2 separate regions of the Mus musculus genome follow, and region 1 is linked to region 2. Evidence: chromatin loops called from intact Hi-C (ENCODE). Cell type or tissue: left cerebral cortex. All regions are shown on one strand.

Region 1 (8,000 bases), 52 kb after region 2:
TGACATTTTCAATGATAAGATACACTGTGCCAAATCTGTGACATCCTCCTCTTTGAAACATGCTGCTTCATGTCTCATTTTTGTCACACCAGATTTTCACTTCATAGACCCCCAAAAACAGTTTTAAAGAGAAATTGATTTTTTTTTTTTGGTTCATGGTAGAAAGATTGTACTTCCTCCTGTGTATTTATAATGTCATGTCTACCTGCCTTTGACTGACCTCCTTGTTTCCTCCTACTTTTCCATAGCTTCCTAGTAGAAATGTCAGTGGTGTACTGCTAAGAATTTCCTCACAGGGCAGGGTGGACAGGGCTGGGGGTGGGGGCTCTGCTGTCTTCTGTGGGTGGGTGTTGGGGAAGGGGCATCTCCCCAGCAGGTCTCCCCTCTACCTGAAAGCTGAGGCCCAGCCTCAGTGTATACAGATCAACGCAGATGAAGAAGGAATCCAGACTCTGAGCCTTCAGAAGATCAAAATCGGGACCAGTAAAGTAGGTTTTCTGTTGACTAAAGCAAAAGGTTTATGGGTGTGTTTTTTTCTTCCTTGCTGTTGACATCTGCCAAACAAGTGTCTTTCCATTTTTTTCTGATGCCTTGTGTAACTTAAAAACTTACCTGAATCTCAGAGTGTGTGCACTCCATGGTCCCAAAGCAATCGGTCAGTCCTCCCTTCCCCTGTGCCCCGTTCCATGATTTCCACCTCCTTCCTGCTGGCTTATCCTCCCCAGAATCCCACGGTTGGTTCTCGTGCCTGATCGTTCCCCATCCATCTCTCGGACTTTCTCCCTCCGCCTCCACCACAGCCTCCAGGAGAGATCTGAAGGCTCCTGTTCTCCACCGTCATTAATTTGAATTCAGCATATGTAGCCGGTTATAAAACCCGAGACACCATCATCTGAGCAGGTCAAGCATATTCAGATGAAGACAAATGGTGCTTATTTGATTTCCTTAAAATCAGGAAATGAAAAAAGTGCTCTCTGGAGAAATCACGCTCCGCCTGACTTAGATGATAGACCAGCTCGTGTCCCCCAGATAAGAACAGCCTCTCGCCTGGAGGTTTTTATCTCTGAAGGACGGCCAGGACTGTCAGCCTGCTGACATGTGCATTATCCATGTCATTTTAAACAAAGTGACCTATGGAAGGGTGCGCCGTGCTGTGACATGGTAATGGGCTGTTGGATGACAGCGGAGGTACACACTGGGTAGGGGGCTGCGGGCTGCTCTTTTGTTTAACTGACAAGTCAGTGCTTCCTGCCTCCAACCCCCAGGAGAGAATCTTAGCTCCTTAGAAGTAGGACCTTGTGTATTTTGGACAGCCAACTTGTGTCAGGATACGTGACAGCATACAAAGTTCAATCGCTGCCCATGCTAGCTCCAAGGTCACATGGACATAGGACAAAACCCTCCATAATTCTGTGGGGCGCCTTTGGCACCCAGGAAGATGCTGCAGCCTTTTGACCATTTTGAGAGCTCTACAGGAAAGCGACAGCTGGCCTCACTTCTACAAGAGGGCTGATTTTATTCAAGGTCTTTGTGTGCACACTTGCGTATATGTGCAGTTTCCTGTAAGGGTGGGTCCATGTGTACCTGTGTGCAGGTACATGCAGAGGCCATTACCAAGTGTTGCCTATATGATTTTTAGGATAGACTCTTGTTAGCCTGGAGTTCACTAAGAAGGCCAGGTTTTCTGGCCAGCAAACTGTAGGAACTGTCCTGTCACTGCCTGCCCAGGACTGGGATCCTAAGCCTGTGGGTTCTGGGCATTGAAGTCATGTTTGAACAGAAAGCTCTTTCAAACAAGCTCTCCCGCTAGTCCAGGCATCTTTATTTCAAAAGCCTGAATGCATAGACCTGTCATGCCAACATCTAGGAGACTGGGTCAGCAGAATTTCAAGTTTCACACCAGCATGTCCTACATAGGGAGCCTCTATTTCAAATAAATAAGTAAAGTGGATTCCATATTGACACAGCTGCCTGCAGTAGTGGGAGAAGGTGGTAAAAATTCCTCATTGCTATTTTTTTCATAGTATCTCAGTCAAGGCTCTTGGCCTTGGTTATACCCCAGAATCTCCAAGGAACTACCCCAGACCTGGTCTCCATTCCAGGTCCCTTGCCCTGGAGTCTCTGAGGACATCCACCATCATTAATCTAGATCCTTAGGCTCTGGTTGTTTCTAGAATGGCATGGTTGTCGTCATTAGAAATATTGGAAGGGGATGATCAAGGTGATTGGGAGCAGCAGCAAAAAGCCAGAAAAATGAACAACTGAGTCCCAGGCTGTGTGAGGAGAGTAAACAGGCAGGACTAAGGGTAAGACATCAGTCGGTGGGCAGGGGGCAGGAGGCACGGTCTTTTTGTGCACGGTACACCCCCTGCTTAAGCACTGGGGTGTAATTTGTTTGCATCTTGAAGATCATGAAGGCTTTTGAAACTGGGAGCTACGCCCTCTCTGCTATCCCTGCTCTAACATGGGTGTTTCTCCAGGGGGTTCCCAGCAGGGACCCAGGAGCCTCTAATTGCACCAGCGCCTGCCTGGCCCACGTGTAGTTAAGTCTGCCAGCCTTCTCCTTTTCCAGCTGAGACAGGGTAGTGTTTATCACCAACCTGAACACCATCCTCCCAGCTTTGCAGGGGCCCTGTCAGCCTGCTCCATGGCTGGGCCTTTCCCTGGAGCCCCTGAGCCCACTAGGGTGCTTGCTGGCACCGCATGGAGGATTCGAATACAAATATGAATTGCTAATGGTGGTGTAGATGCCACTCAGCATCCTGGGATCCCTTCAGCAAGTCCCACCGGGGCTGCTGTTGTAGCCAAAAGTGAGACTTGCAGGAGGGACATGGTGGGAATTCTCTCCGGAAGACCTGTCATTCTAACTCCGTGGGGATCCGCAGAACCGGCAGTCTAAAATTAGGGTACGGTATTTCACACAGCTGACTGAATTAAGATAAACTCGGCTTTCTTCGGATACGAAGCTATAATTTATAAAATGATACCCTTACTAATTAATGTGAAAGTATCTGGGAAAGGGCTGGGAAAGCAGAGCCCGTTCTGAAATGCAGGAGACAGACTTGCCCGTGGAATGGATCCGATGAGACCCCCACTGCAAGCATCCTCAGCCAGAGGAACAGCATTTCGTGTTCGCAGCAGAGAACCTGGAAGACTCCTGGGAAGGGAGAAATGGGGCGGTGAATTAAGTAGGCGGTGAACCTAGCATCGTGGATGTGGGATGTCTCTTCATTTGTCATGAGGAACAAGGAAGAGGCAGCACTTGGCCCCCTTATCACCCAAATTAAGCAATTACACCAATCCCACGCTGGAGGAGCATCGCTGTCAGGAGAACAGTGTAGCAGCAATAGTGTTTCTGCACCCGTGCTCTGCATTTTCTTTTCTCTCACACTGGCAGCACCCTCACTCTGTAAAGTAACACCCCTCATTTGGTTATGAAATTAATGTCAAGATTTAAATTCACAATCTCTCCACCTACCCACTTCTCTTTGGCCGTGTGAGCCAAGGGATGGCGGATCAGAAGGAATCTCTAATCTCGTTCCTGGCTCTGTCCCTTGTCATTTCTATATGCAGGGTGATGCTTAGTATTGTGGTGTAGGAGATGGGGTGACATGGTACCACCGTGCTCTTGGAAGAGTAGAGTACAGGGTGTGTGCCTGCCCTCCCTAGCTGTTAACTGAACTTGTTTACTTGGATCAAGACTCACACTGGGCAAGAGGAAATCGGTGCTCTAGCTCAAGGACCTTGAGTCCTGCACAAGACCCAAGGGACCCCAGAACTCAGGTCTCGATAGAAGCACTAGATTTTAAAAGGTCTCTAAAACCATATCCTTTCAACCCCCTTATCTAAACATATTATTCATACACATCAGAGTAATGTGGGGCCGTTGTAAAATGAGCAGGCAGCCATTAAGTAATAGATGATACCCATTTGCCCCATTGGCAGCTGTTCCCAGGTATCAAACCTTTCCTATTTGCAGGGGAAAGCTTTTCTTCAGGCCTAAGGGGGCCAGGGATAGTATTTCTTTTTTAACCTGAGGTAATATTCACAAAGCTTCTGAGGTAATATTTTTGCTCACTTTTTTTTTTATTTGTTCTTTGAGAATTTGGTACAATGGATTGTTGTTCTTCATGTATTTGAGACAAGGTCTCAGGGTGTAGCTCTAGATGTCTTAGAGTTATGTTAAGCAGACTTGCCTTGAACTCACAGAGATCTGCCTTCCTGCTTGCTTGTGCCTCCCATTGTGGGGATTAAAGGTGTCCATCACCACACTCAGGCCCTCATAGAATCTGTATTGATCATACTCACTTCCTCAATTCCTCCCAAATGCACCCTTCCTCCCTACCCATTCAACTGTGTCCTTCAGGATTTTCTTGTTGTTATTGCTCTATATTTACTTATGTGTTTATTAATCTTCAACTTTTAATACATCTTTAATTAGTAATATAATAAAAAAGATTATATCAGCTTCCCCCTTACAAACTCCCATGCCCTCCCAACTCTCAGGGTAATATTTTATCACTGAAACTGGGTCAGGAAATAAAGCTTAGTGGGTAGTGCTCTTACTTAGCATGCTGGGAAACCCCGGGTTCCATCCTCCACATCACATAAGCCAGGTAAAGTGGAAGGTGCATGTAGACACAGCTCTTGGGAGGTAGGGCCAAGAGAGCAGAAGTTCAAGGCCTTCCTCAGCCACATAGTTAACTGGAGACCATCTTGGGCTACTGTCTTCAAAGAAAAGGTTTTCTTTCATTGTTGTTCTTGGTCATGATGCAACTCATGTATTAGGGAAGAGATCTAACCATGGCTTCTTTTCCTAATCCAGCATAGACCACACACACATGCACTCTCCACTTGGCTCAGGAAGGACTTTGAAACTGCTGAAAAGTCAAACTGGAGACGAGGCATTGTGGCTTTGTGCTTCTAACAGAAGAGTCTTGCTGCTTGATTGCCAGGCCATGTGTTACCCTTGTTAAAGGCCGTGCATCCTCAGCAATGTTCTAGAAACTGAGGAGGCCCTCATTATGGCTTGTGCAGTCTCCATCCTTGGTTTGTCAATCAGCTGCATCTTGATCCAAGGGCTGAAGAGACGGCTCAGTGGATAAGAGTACTCAGATCCCAGCACCCACATAGAAATACCAGTGTGGTCATATGTTCTTATAACTCCAGTGCTACGGAGGTGGGAGGACTGTAGACAAGAGGATCACTAGAGCTTACTAGCTACCTACCTAGCTCCAGGTCCAGTGAGAGAACCTGTTTCAAGGGAATAAGGCCGAGAGTGATAGAGAAATATACCCAACATCCTCTTCTGGCTTCTGTTACCATGGAAACACACCTGTGCACGTACCCCTTCAATGCACACACATACGCACGCAAAAGCACAAAGACATACCCCAATTGAGAGACCACTGAGATGTGCTTTCCTGTTTTACAGTTTTTCAGCCAGGAAAAGGATCATCACTGTCCAGCCCTCCCAGAAGCAAAAGCAAATAGCCACCACCCAAAAGAGTGGGAACTGTGGTTTGTGCTTGTGGCTCTGCTCCTTCACTCAGCACTGAGCAGAAATGAAGCACTGAGTATTTTGCTGGCGTTGCGTTTTCGTTCTTATAAGGAGAGCGCGTAGAAGCCCTGTTCCATGGTCTGGCGCTCCAACCTGGGTCTTCCCTAGCCATTCCAATGTCTGCTTTCCGGGCTCCAACAAATATGCAGTCTCTTCCCCTTGCCTCTGCACTTCTGCAGTTTGATTTTCTCATAAAAACATCTCTGAGCCATTTGTAAATTTCCTAGCATTCGGGGTACAATTTCTACAGCTGTTGGCTGAGTTTCAATAGCTTTCTCATTTTGGAGTCTCAATTTCCAAAATGCCTATCAACCTCTCCTTACCCCTCCAATATTATGTCTGGGTTAAGATGACATTTTATTATTCTTCCAATGTTATCGTGTTTCGAATTGGCTTAATTACCCCCATATCCACTCAGCATTCCTATTGATGCCATCTCCAGATTAAATATCTACTGGAAATTATTTTAAATCCTGAATCTTATTATTTTTTTTCTTCTTTCTATCATAGCTTTTTCAGGCCAAAGTAAAACTGGATGTCTGTGTACAGTGTTCTTTTCAGTTTATAGCACTTCATATCCCTGAACAACCTGGGTTTTAATACACAGATTTAAATGTTTTAATTACATTTTTTTCTGCATGTGGTAGATACATGTGTACCTTGGCACACATGTGCAAAACAGAGGATGGTCTATGGGGGTTTGTTCTCTCCTTCCATTAAGTGGATTTCAGTGATAGAACTCACACCTTTCAGCGTGGAAGCCAGTGTTTTACCCGCTGAGCCATCTCAATGGTACCCTGCATATCTGTTATATGTAGGTAGGAACTGTTGGGAATTTGTCAAGATATCTTCAGCTGAACTTTTGTTTCTTGGGGTAAATGGAATGAAGAGTAAGATCCTGTGAAAGCATTTTGTTTTCCACAGTGGTGGATCACAGAGAGGAACCCTTGAAGACGAGTTTCTAGCTTCTTGCAGCCAGCCAGCTTCCAGGCTATAGACAAACCTCCTGATGGTATTGGGTCTTGAAATCATTATCTGTAGCGGGGCTGGATTAGATAACCTTGCACTGGGTATCCTGGTTTCTCCATATAGCTGTCTGCGTAAAAGGCATGATTAAACCCAAAGTATGTGGGGGTGGGGGTGGGGGTGAAGTGTCTTATGGAGCCAAGGATGACTTTGAATTCCTGATCCTTCTGGCTTCATCCCACAAGTGCTGGGATCATAGGTGTGTTTGCTACTACAGCTGGTTTATGCATTGCTGGATGTAGAACCCAGGCCTTTGTACACACTAGGCAAACACTCTTCCTACTGAGCTATGTCTCCAGCCTTACAATTCTCAATGGTGGTTTTTTGTTTGATTGATTGATTTTTGTTGTTGTTGTTGGTTTTTTTTGTCAAGATGGCAGTAGTATTCCACAAGAGCTGTTTTATTCTTCACTCTCTTTTGAACACATGAGGGGAAAAAGGCATGGTGGACAAACTTGGGCACGTGTATGTGGACTCATTTACGTAGTTGAAAGGAGTGTGCCTGCGGGTCCATTGCCTATGTGTGCTGCCTCCTTTAGCTGCTCATATATAGCCACACAGTCTTTTTCCATCATTTACTTTATAGAGTCTGGACTCAGCTGGAACGTAACAAAGACAGAAATTAGCTCCTTCAACATTCTTCAGTCTTTAATATGTTTTGGGAAAGTATAGACACGAAATAAAGATCACCCTTTTATGTTTCATGAGCTCAATTAATTGGTAAGGAGTCTCATTTGACTGATGAAAGGAGTACTGGAAGCATCTGAAATTGAGCACCTGGTTCTATATCCCCATTCTCTTAGGTGAGCTACTATCTTGGGTCTTATGGCTTCCATGAAAGGAGAGTTGCCAAGCCATAGACCAGTGTGTCAGAGTCGATGCCTTTGGGCTTCATGAGATTGGCCAGAGTTCTGTGCTTGTCCAGAGACTCTTACTTCTTTCATATGAGAGTTGGGAGAGTGTTCTGTGCTCAAGAGAATCGTGTGGATGTCTCTTTAGTCATAGACATGTGTATTTATTTGTTTCTGTGGCTGTCCTAGTTCTTCCCACCACACCTTCTGTATAGCCTGGCGGTTACAGCTAACTGTTCCGCATCACTGTGCTGTTCCAGTATGATCAATCCCATAAGATGTATGTATCACAATAAGATGTCTCTGTTAGGATGTATCACTAGTTGTCTCGATTCTAATTCGTAAAGAAGTCTCAAAACTTACTTTGAGGAGTCATCTCAGTTGATAAAGGGCTTACCTCACAAGCATGAAGACCAGACTTCTATCCCTGCATCCATGTTAGAAAGCTGGGCATGTAATCTTAATGCTGGAGAGGCAGAGACAGGGGCTTGCTAGCCAGCTAGCTTACACTACTTAGTGAACCCAAGGCCAGTGAGAGACACTAAAAAAAAAAAAAAAAAAAG
Region 2 (8,000 bases):
ACTTGAAGGGTCTGGTCATCATATTTCCAGAATCAAGAGCAGAATGCAAAGACTGCACACACTTGCTTACTTATTTGTTTGCTTTTCCTCGGCTCACCTTATACAGCTCAGGGCCCTCCACCTAGGAAGTAATGACTGCTTCAGTTTACATACTGAAGATCATCCCCTATAAACACACCTCCCAGGCCAGCCTGATCTGGAGAAGCCCTCATTTAAACACTTTTCCGGCATCTCCAGTCCATTTGACAACTACAACTTACCGCCAGGCCTCCCTCATGTCATCCTTAATATACTTCTGTCTCTGCATTCAACCGACTCTTCAGAGAGACGGGTTACCCATGCTCTCCTTGCTTAGACAGGAGCAAGGAGATATCAAGGGAGACACCCATCCCCAGGGTAGCCATTCGAAAGAAGGTCATTGTGGAGTTCTTGCTATCGTCCCTTTACTTTCCTCTAACAAAATTTTAATGCTGGTATTTCTACCAGTCACGTTGGTTAATGTTACAGCTGACTGGTAGAGGTTTAACTGAACTACCATCCTACCAGACAAGGAAGCCAGTACCACCTTGGCTCAGTATGTGGGGAAACAGTGTCTTTTCTCTCATGCTAGAGTGGGAGTTGGTTACTAAGAGCATGGTAGAAACTGTGTTCCTGAAATGGGTCTGGTGGCATAGGCCCGTCATGTTAGCTACTCAGGATGATAAACTGAAAAGGTTACAAGTTCTAGGCTAGCTTGGGGAACATAATGAGACCCTATCTCAAAACTAAATGTAAAAGGAGTGCCAGGAATGTAGGCCAATGGTAAGGCACTGACCTAGAATCCACCAGGTATGAAACAAGGGCATGGCTCAGTTGTAGAGCACTTGTCTAGAACCCCACAGTGAGGGGCTGAAGGCATGGATTAGTTAAGGAATAGAGCATGGTTCTGTAGTAGAGCACTTGCCCCAAATCTGATACAGACCCTGCCTAGAATCCCCCAGTGAGGGGCAGGGGGTGTGGTCAGGGATAGAGCTCCTGTCTAGAATCCCCCAGTGAGGTACCAGCATGTAGCTCAGGGGTAGAACACTTGCTGAGGATGTTCAAGGTCCTGAATGAAAATATTGAGACCTAAGACTTTTTTAACTAGGAGAGTCATGATGAAGCCGATTATGAATGTGAGATGTAGCAGTGAGTGTTGAAAGAATTGTGCTCCAGTAGCCTGGCTCATGGCCATCATTTTGAGGGACTTGGGCTTCATCATACCCCACAGAGGCTGCCATCCCCTCTGCCAGCTGCCATGTGCCCTGGAGTTTGTACTCAGCAGTATGGAGAGTTTTGTCACAGCTGCTTGCCAGCTAGAGAAGTTTCGTAACAACGTACTTTGGTGTTCTTTTGCTTCTCCTTTGTTCTTATTTATGGTGTATGTCTTTCTGTGGTGTGTGTGCCTGTGTGTTTGCACCTGCAAGCTCCCGTGCTGAAGCTTGAACAGGACATCAAATGCCCTGTGCTAGCACTCTCTTCCTTAGGGCCTTCAGACAGGCTTTCTCACTGAAGCTCCGGTCAGGCTGGCAGCCAGCAAGTCTCAGACATAAAGCGCCAAATTTTTTTATGTATGGAAAGGCAATTTATTCATTACACTTACACATTCATAAATTCTATTCCTGCAGCCTCATTTTTCTCAAAAATAACTTTATTGAGACATGGTTTGCATACCATAAAATTGACCTTCGAAGTTCATCTTCCTGTCTCTGTCTCCTACAATGCCAGGCTTGCTAACAAGTGGATCCCAAGCCAGCTTTGTATATGGGCACGGGATTTGAACTCAGGTCATCATGCAAGGGCACTTTCGTACTGAGCCATCTCTTGAGCCTTAGGATTAGATAGACTATTCTGTCTTTTGATATTGGAGGCTCTGAGGCCCATGGTAGAACCTAAGAGTTTACATTTGTGAGGTATACAACCAGTCCTAAGTGCGACTTGTCAGGATGCAGTATTAATTAAAATTCTGCACAGCAAAGCTCAACCCAGCAAATGGTCCAGTGCACATGCTGCCATGGGTAATGACAGGGTCCTCTGACTCCTCCTCTCCCTTCTCCTCAGACAGACTGCCTTTAAAATATTGTTATGTGTTAGATGGATGGTCTGAGGAGTCTTCAAACTCCTTCAAAACAAAATTTTGTGTATGGAAAGAAAACTCATTCCATATATTTACACTTTCATAATAAATTCTACCCCTGAAATATTATTTTCCTGGAAAATAGCTTTATTGAAAGATGGCTCAGATGCCATAAAGTTCGCCTTTTAAAAACACACAGTTGAATGACTGTTAGTATATTCAGACATTTAGTAGCTCAGATGACTGTCACTGCTACTTACTGCCTGCCATTTCCATCAGTGACAAGGAAACACTCTTGATTTTCTCATACTTTTATTTTATTTTTCCTTTTTCTGATGAACCAGTTATCCTAAGTTCCCATGTCAAAAGCACTCTGCTATATGAGTCATCTCTGTCTCTGTCTCTGTCTCTGTCTTTCTCTGTCTCTGTCTTTCTCTGTCTGTCTGCCTCTGTCTGTCTCTCTGTCCACAGTTATGTATGTCTGTGTATGGATAGGTACACTTGAGTACAGGAGCCTATGGACACCAGAAAAAGGCATCAGTTCTTCTGGAGCTAGAGTTAGAAATGGCTGTGATCCATTGGATGTGGGTGCTGGGAGATGAAGAGCAATACACACTCATAACCACTGAGCCCCGACATTACCAACTCACAGAGTTGCCCCAGCTTGCCTGCAGGATTAATAAGCATGCTAGTCCTATGATCCTTCTCAGACTTACTTTGTTCTCATTCATCTGAATAGTTTCATGTTCACCCCTGTGTCTAAGATGATCCCTTGCTTTGTGTCTTCTGGTCCTTCCAGCTTTCTCCAGAATCGGCTGTTGCTTGTTTCCTTGATTTCTCTCGTCTACTTAGAGTAACATTCCACATTCACAAATTTTAGCATCCGCTGACCTCCTGATGCCCCTTCGAGTTCCCCAAGCTACTCTCCCATCTCTTTACCACAAGTCCTTTAGAAAGCACAGTTTGCACGCTGGGTATCTTTCCCACCCACTCTTAGCAAGCTTCTTGTGCTCATCTTTCTGCCTTCGTTGCTTGACTATGATTTCTCTACGTGCAATTCATGGCACCATCTCATTTCCAAATCCCAGCCCATGACCATAAGGTGACGCGACACTCTTTTGACAACCATTTTATCCTTTGGCTTCTGCACCTTTGACTTCAGTGTTCAGTGCTTTTCCCGAGTGTAGCTGCCCACTTCTATCACACTCTTTCTATTTTCTCCTCGCCGATTCTCGTAGCGCCATATGGTTCCTCTCTGTGTGGATAGAGTCCAGAATCTCTTCACCACTCCGATGTCCTGCCAGCTCTCCAACTCATCACTTACAACAGAACTCACACGCTGGCAGATGCTGTCTTGCTGAGTTCCTGCCACGGCGCAACCCACGTCGGAAGCCGGACATCTATCACCTCCGTGTCTGCCAAAGATGACAGCCATCGTGTAGTCAATAGCTCTTGGGTTCCATCTTGGCTGAGACTCTCCATCCATCATCCCTGCTTCTCTTTGTCCTCATCTAGGTCCAAGGCTTCACTCCTGTTCTCTAGACTGTCACCAGACATGCCTCTCACCCTGTCCCATTCCATTTTAACACGGCTGCCAAGTCGTCGTCATTCTCCAACGACCTGTTGTTATGTTGCTTCCTTAACCAACAGTCTTTCAGATCCCTCAAACCTTCTGATCTCTTAACTGAGCGTTCACATAGCTCCTATCTTTCCAGCTTTGTTTCTCATTCTTCCGCACGGCCTCTGTGTTGTAGCATAAGCAAAACTGGAACCCTTCTTTACCGTGTTTCTAGGTTCTAAGCACCAACACGTCTGTCTTAGTTAGGGTTTTACTGCTCTGAGCAGATCCCATGACCAAAGAAACTCTTATAAGGACAACATTTAATTGGGGCTGGCTTATAGGTTCAGAGAGGTTCAGTCCATTATCATCAAGATGGGAGCATGTCAGCATCCAGGCAGGCATGGTGCAGGAAGAGCTGAGAGTTCTACATCTTCATCTTAAGGCTGTTAGTAGAATAGTGACTTCCAGGCAGCTAGGATGAGGGTCTTAAAAGCCCACACCCACAGTGACACCCTATGCCAACAAGCCCACACCTTCTAATAGTGCCACTCATATACAAACCATTGAAATATCTTATAGATTTAATCTAAAATGTCCTTTGTTTTCACGACTGTTTACACTCTATTTTGTTCATACTCATTATGCATAATAGTAGATTTCAGGTGACATTTCTATATATGTATATGAATATATTTTAACAATAGTCACCACCCACAACCCTTTCTTGTCCTCTTTCTCTCTGATCCCCGTCTTTCTCCCATACTCTTCTACTTTTATGCCTTCTTTTTGTATGTGTTCCAATGAGCTTAACTAGGGCTCTTTATAGGAGCATGGTGAAGGCTTATTTACAGGAGCACAAGCTCTTTGTCAGTCCTTGCTCCACCAAAGAAAATGACTCCACCACAGTAACACGGAGCAGTCAGGTGAGGTCCTGAAGAAGGGGGCAGGGCCTCGTGATCCACTTCCCCTTAACTGTCCATACATCCTCAGGGAGCAGCCTGTGACACCCCTCCATTCCAGCAACTGTTAATTGTCTGTAGATACTCTGGAAAGAGTGGGGATATAAGAGCTGAGCCACTTCCCTTGCTAGCAACTGGTAACTGTCTATGGATTCTCCGGGAGGGTCAGACAGGGCCCTAGACACTCATCCCACTCCATAATGGGTTGTTTACCTTTGTCTCAGCTCTTAAGTGTTAACATTCTTTCATCTCAGCGAGATCTTGTTAAAATACATTTTCTTGCTCCTTTGGAGTTCCAGAATTCCTCACCTACGTCTATGTAAGTAACAGGAAAGGATGTTTTGTTCTATTCAATTTTATTTACTTGTGTGTGTGGGGGCGGGTCATTGGGGGAATGTGGAGGTCGAGAGAAAATGTGCAGGTCTCAGTTCTGACCTTCTATGTTGGTTCTGGGGATGGAACGCAGGTCATTAGCCTTGACAGCAAGTGCCTTTGCCATCTTCCAGGCCTGGATTTTTCACACTTTGTCTTCGATGGCAGTTATTCATGTACTTGTCACGTGTGGTCCTCATAAACAGGACCTGTGTCTTTCCCATTGTCATATCTCCTAACACAGCAATAGTATACCACTTGATGTCATATACTCTAAGTATGTATTGATTGAGTGAATGAATCCTTTTCGCCTCTGTAAAAATCAGAAATTATGAAAACTTGAACTTGGTGGGTGACAGTCATTTAAGTTACTGTCAAGACAATTCTGAATAATATGTGAACTCAGATTTTTTTTTTAGTCAACTGAGGTTCAAGGGTTGAGTATAAGGAAGAGTGCCTGCCAGCATTCATACCCTGCAATACTCATGTGTGCAGACTGTGGAGGGTCGCCATTAGCGGGTCCTTTATCACATGATCCTCTATGGTGTTATATGCTTAAGGCTTTCTCTATGGCTCTATGAGCATGGCGGTCTCTCTATGCTTTTGTAAGCTTGTGAAAACAACATTACACTTATAATTCAATTTATATTGGGATAAAGCGCATTCTGGGGAGTTTGGGTGGCTTAAGCAGTGACCTGGTCCAGCCTGGCCTCTCCAGTTCTAGGCATGGCATTGACCTCTGTCTTCTCTTGGAATCACTCTTCTCCCTCTGCTGGAAGGAGGTCGGTGACTCCCTTGAGCTCCAAATGGCAAGTGCCTCAAAAACAGCCAAATGGAAATTGTGATTTCACTGAACTCAGAACCAAATCTTCATTTTTTTTTTTCTTTATAGAAACATTTTGTGTGCCACATGCCTTGGGAGCCAAAACGAAATCATACTTTGGCTCGCCGCTCTACCTTGCTAAGCTTAGACACTGTAAATACCCTCCTCTTCTCTCATAACATTACATATTTTCACGAATTCATCATAAAGGAGCCACTTTGTAGGTTTGGCTGGTACCAGTGAAAACTTCATTTTCTATTTCACAGCAACTTTTCAGTGGAGGAAAAAAAAAAGTGGGGGGAGCTATGTTGAAAGATTTGGGTTCACCATCAAGATACTGATGCCTGCAGATAGAGCTATATAGAAAACAGCAAGAAGAATGCAAAGATGCTCACATAGACTCTAGGTGACTAGTCTTCCTTGGAGAACATGAGTAAAATAGAGGATCCACTTTCATCTTGATGTATGAATTAATTCCAAAGTGTATCGTATTTTAGGAATGTTCTTCTGCTGTCCTGATTCACCTTAAACTTGTCAACATACTGAATAAGAGAGAGATGTTTGCATTATTTGTGGATAGAAGTCCCTGTCACTTTGAATAATAGAAATTAATGGTTCTTAGACTTTGGTGTATATCACAGTCCCATGAAGGCCACAGTGAATACATGCTGGAGGGCTGAGGGTGTGGTAAACCTCTTGCCCAGAATTTTCCAGAGAGGGATTGTGGGTGTGTATCAGTGGGGACAGCACCTGCCTCCTAGATTCTCCCAGTGAGGGCTTGGGGCATAGTTCCATGGTAGAGCATATGGTTAGAATCTCCCAGTGAGGTGCTGTGGATGTCACTCAGTAGTAGAGTTTTTGTGTAGAACCCTCTACAAAGAACTGGGGATGTAGCTTAGCCATAGAGCACTTGCCTAGAATCCCCCATTGATAGGCTGAGGCCACAGCTCAGTGGTAGAACTTATTCCTAGCATGTACAAAATCTTGAATTAAATCCTTATTACTACCAAACACACACACACACACACACACACACACAGTAAAAATGTTGTTAGACCTCTCACTGCAAGATATTCTGGTTCAGTATTTATAGGTTAAGACTCTTTACAGTTTGTAGTATGTGTCACCACATCCTAAAAAGGTGTCCATATTAGTTTTAAGAAATACCGTATATATATTCAAGATTGACTTTGCACTCCTGATCTTCCTACCTCCACTTCAGTAGTTCTGAGATTGTAGTCATGTACTACCACACCTAAAGAGGAGGCCAGAGAGAACAACTATTGGTTTTGTTTGTGTTTAGTCAAGAGTTCTCGTCTAGAATTTCTTTTGCTGTCATTCAGCGTATCTTTCATTAGCCCTGCTTCCTCCCTGGTGTGATCCTGCTGCCTCATCCCCCAAGGGCTTCCTCAGTCCCAGCTCTGTGCAGGTATCACAAAGACCTTCCTAGCTCCCCAGATAAAACTGCTTCTGGGAGATAACGCACTGACTCATGACAGTAGTCAGGGTCTGATGAGAGAGAGCTCAGTTGGTTCAGTGTTTGCCTATTAAGACTGGGGACCCAAGTTTGATCCCCAGAACCCACATTAAAAAAAGGAAAGGGAAGAAAAGAAAAGGAAAAAAAAGAAGGGAAAAAAGAAAAAAAAAGTAGGTGGCTCAACCTTATAAATATCTCAAGCTTGTAATCTTAGCACCAGTGGGGAGGCAGAAACAGGTGGATCTGTGAGGCTTGCTGGAGAGCCTGTCTAACTGAATAGGTGAGGCCCAGTAAGATGGACAGCCATTGAAGAATCCTAGCTAAGGTTAGCCTCTGACCTACACATGCATGTATAATCGCATGTACATACATGAAATACATTCAGTTTTTAAAGATGTGTGTGTGTGTGTGTGTGTGTGTGTGTGTGTGTATGCACACTCGTGTGCACGCTATAAAGCATGCGCAGAAGTTGAGAGTCAACTCTGTGGGTTCAGTTCTCTTCTACCATGTGAGTTCTGGGAGTCAAACTCATGTTTGCCAGGTTTGTGTGTCAAACATGTTTCCCAGTCCACCACAAACAATGCGTATTTTTAAAAGATAAAATTAATTGCACGATTGATCACTTTCCAAACTAGTCAGGTGCCTTTGCAGCATCCTGAGCCTGCCAACCCTGCTAGAGCGAGTTCTTGCAGTTTGCAGCTGTCTGTACAGCC

The links. Hi-C counts contacts between places; a loop is a spot of excess contacts. Peaks named below come from ENCODE experiments on the same cell type or tissue, not always from the same donor. Only the 100,000 strongest peaks of a DNase experiment are listed, where the experiment ranks them.
Region 1: a loop joins it to region 2, with 8 times the contacts of the local background. A loop is called at or near these places in 4 of 42 quality-filtered maps.

The regions. Positions count from the first base shown.
Region 1 is chr5:131,762,650-131,770,649 of GRCm38, reverse strand. All of the region lies in intron 5 of Auts2 (autism susceptibility candidate 2), which reads left to right. Among named protein-coding and RNA genes, the nearest start is that of 4930563F08Rik, 110 kb to the left of the region's middle. In left cerebral cortex, a CTCF peak has its summit at 3,324; DNase peaks (open chromatin) are centred at 2,611, 2,896 and 3,289; H3K27ac peaks cover 1,320 bases.
Region 2 is chr5:131,814,941-131,822,940 of GRCm38, reverse strand. The region is part of intron 4 of Auts2 (autism susceptibility candidate 2); the gene reads left to right. Among named protein-coding and RNA genes, the nearest start is that of 4930563F08Rik, 61 kb to the left of the region's middle. In left cerebral cortex, no CTCF peak of the experiment used is centred here; DNase peaks (open chromatin) are centred at 1,481, 2,714, 3,374, 5,930 and 1 more place; H3K27ac peaks cover 1,005 bases.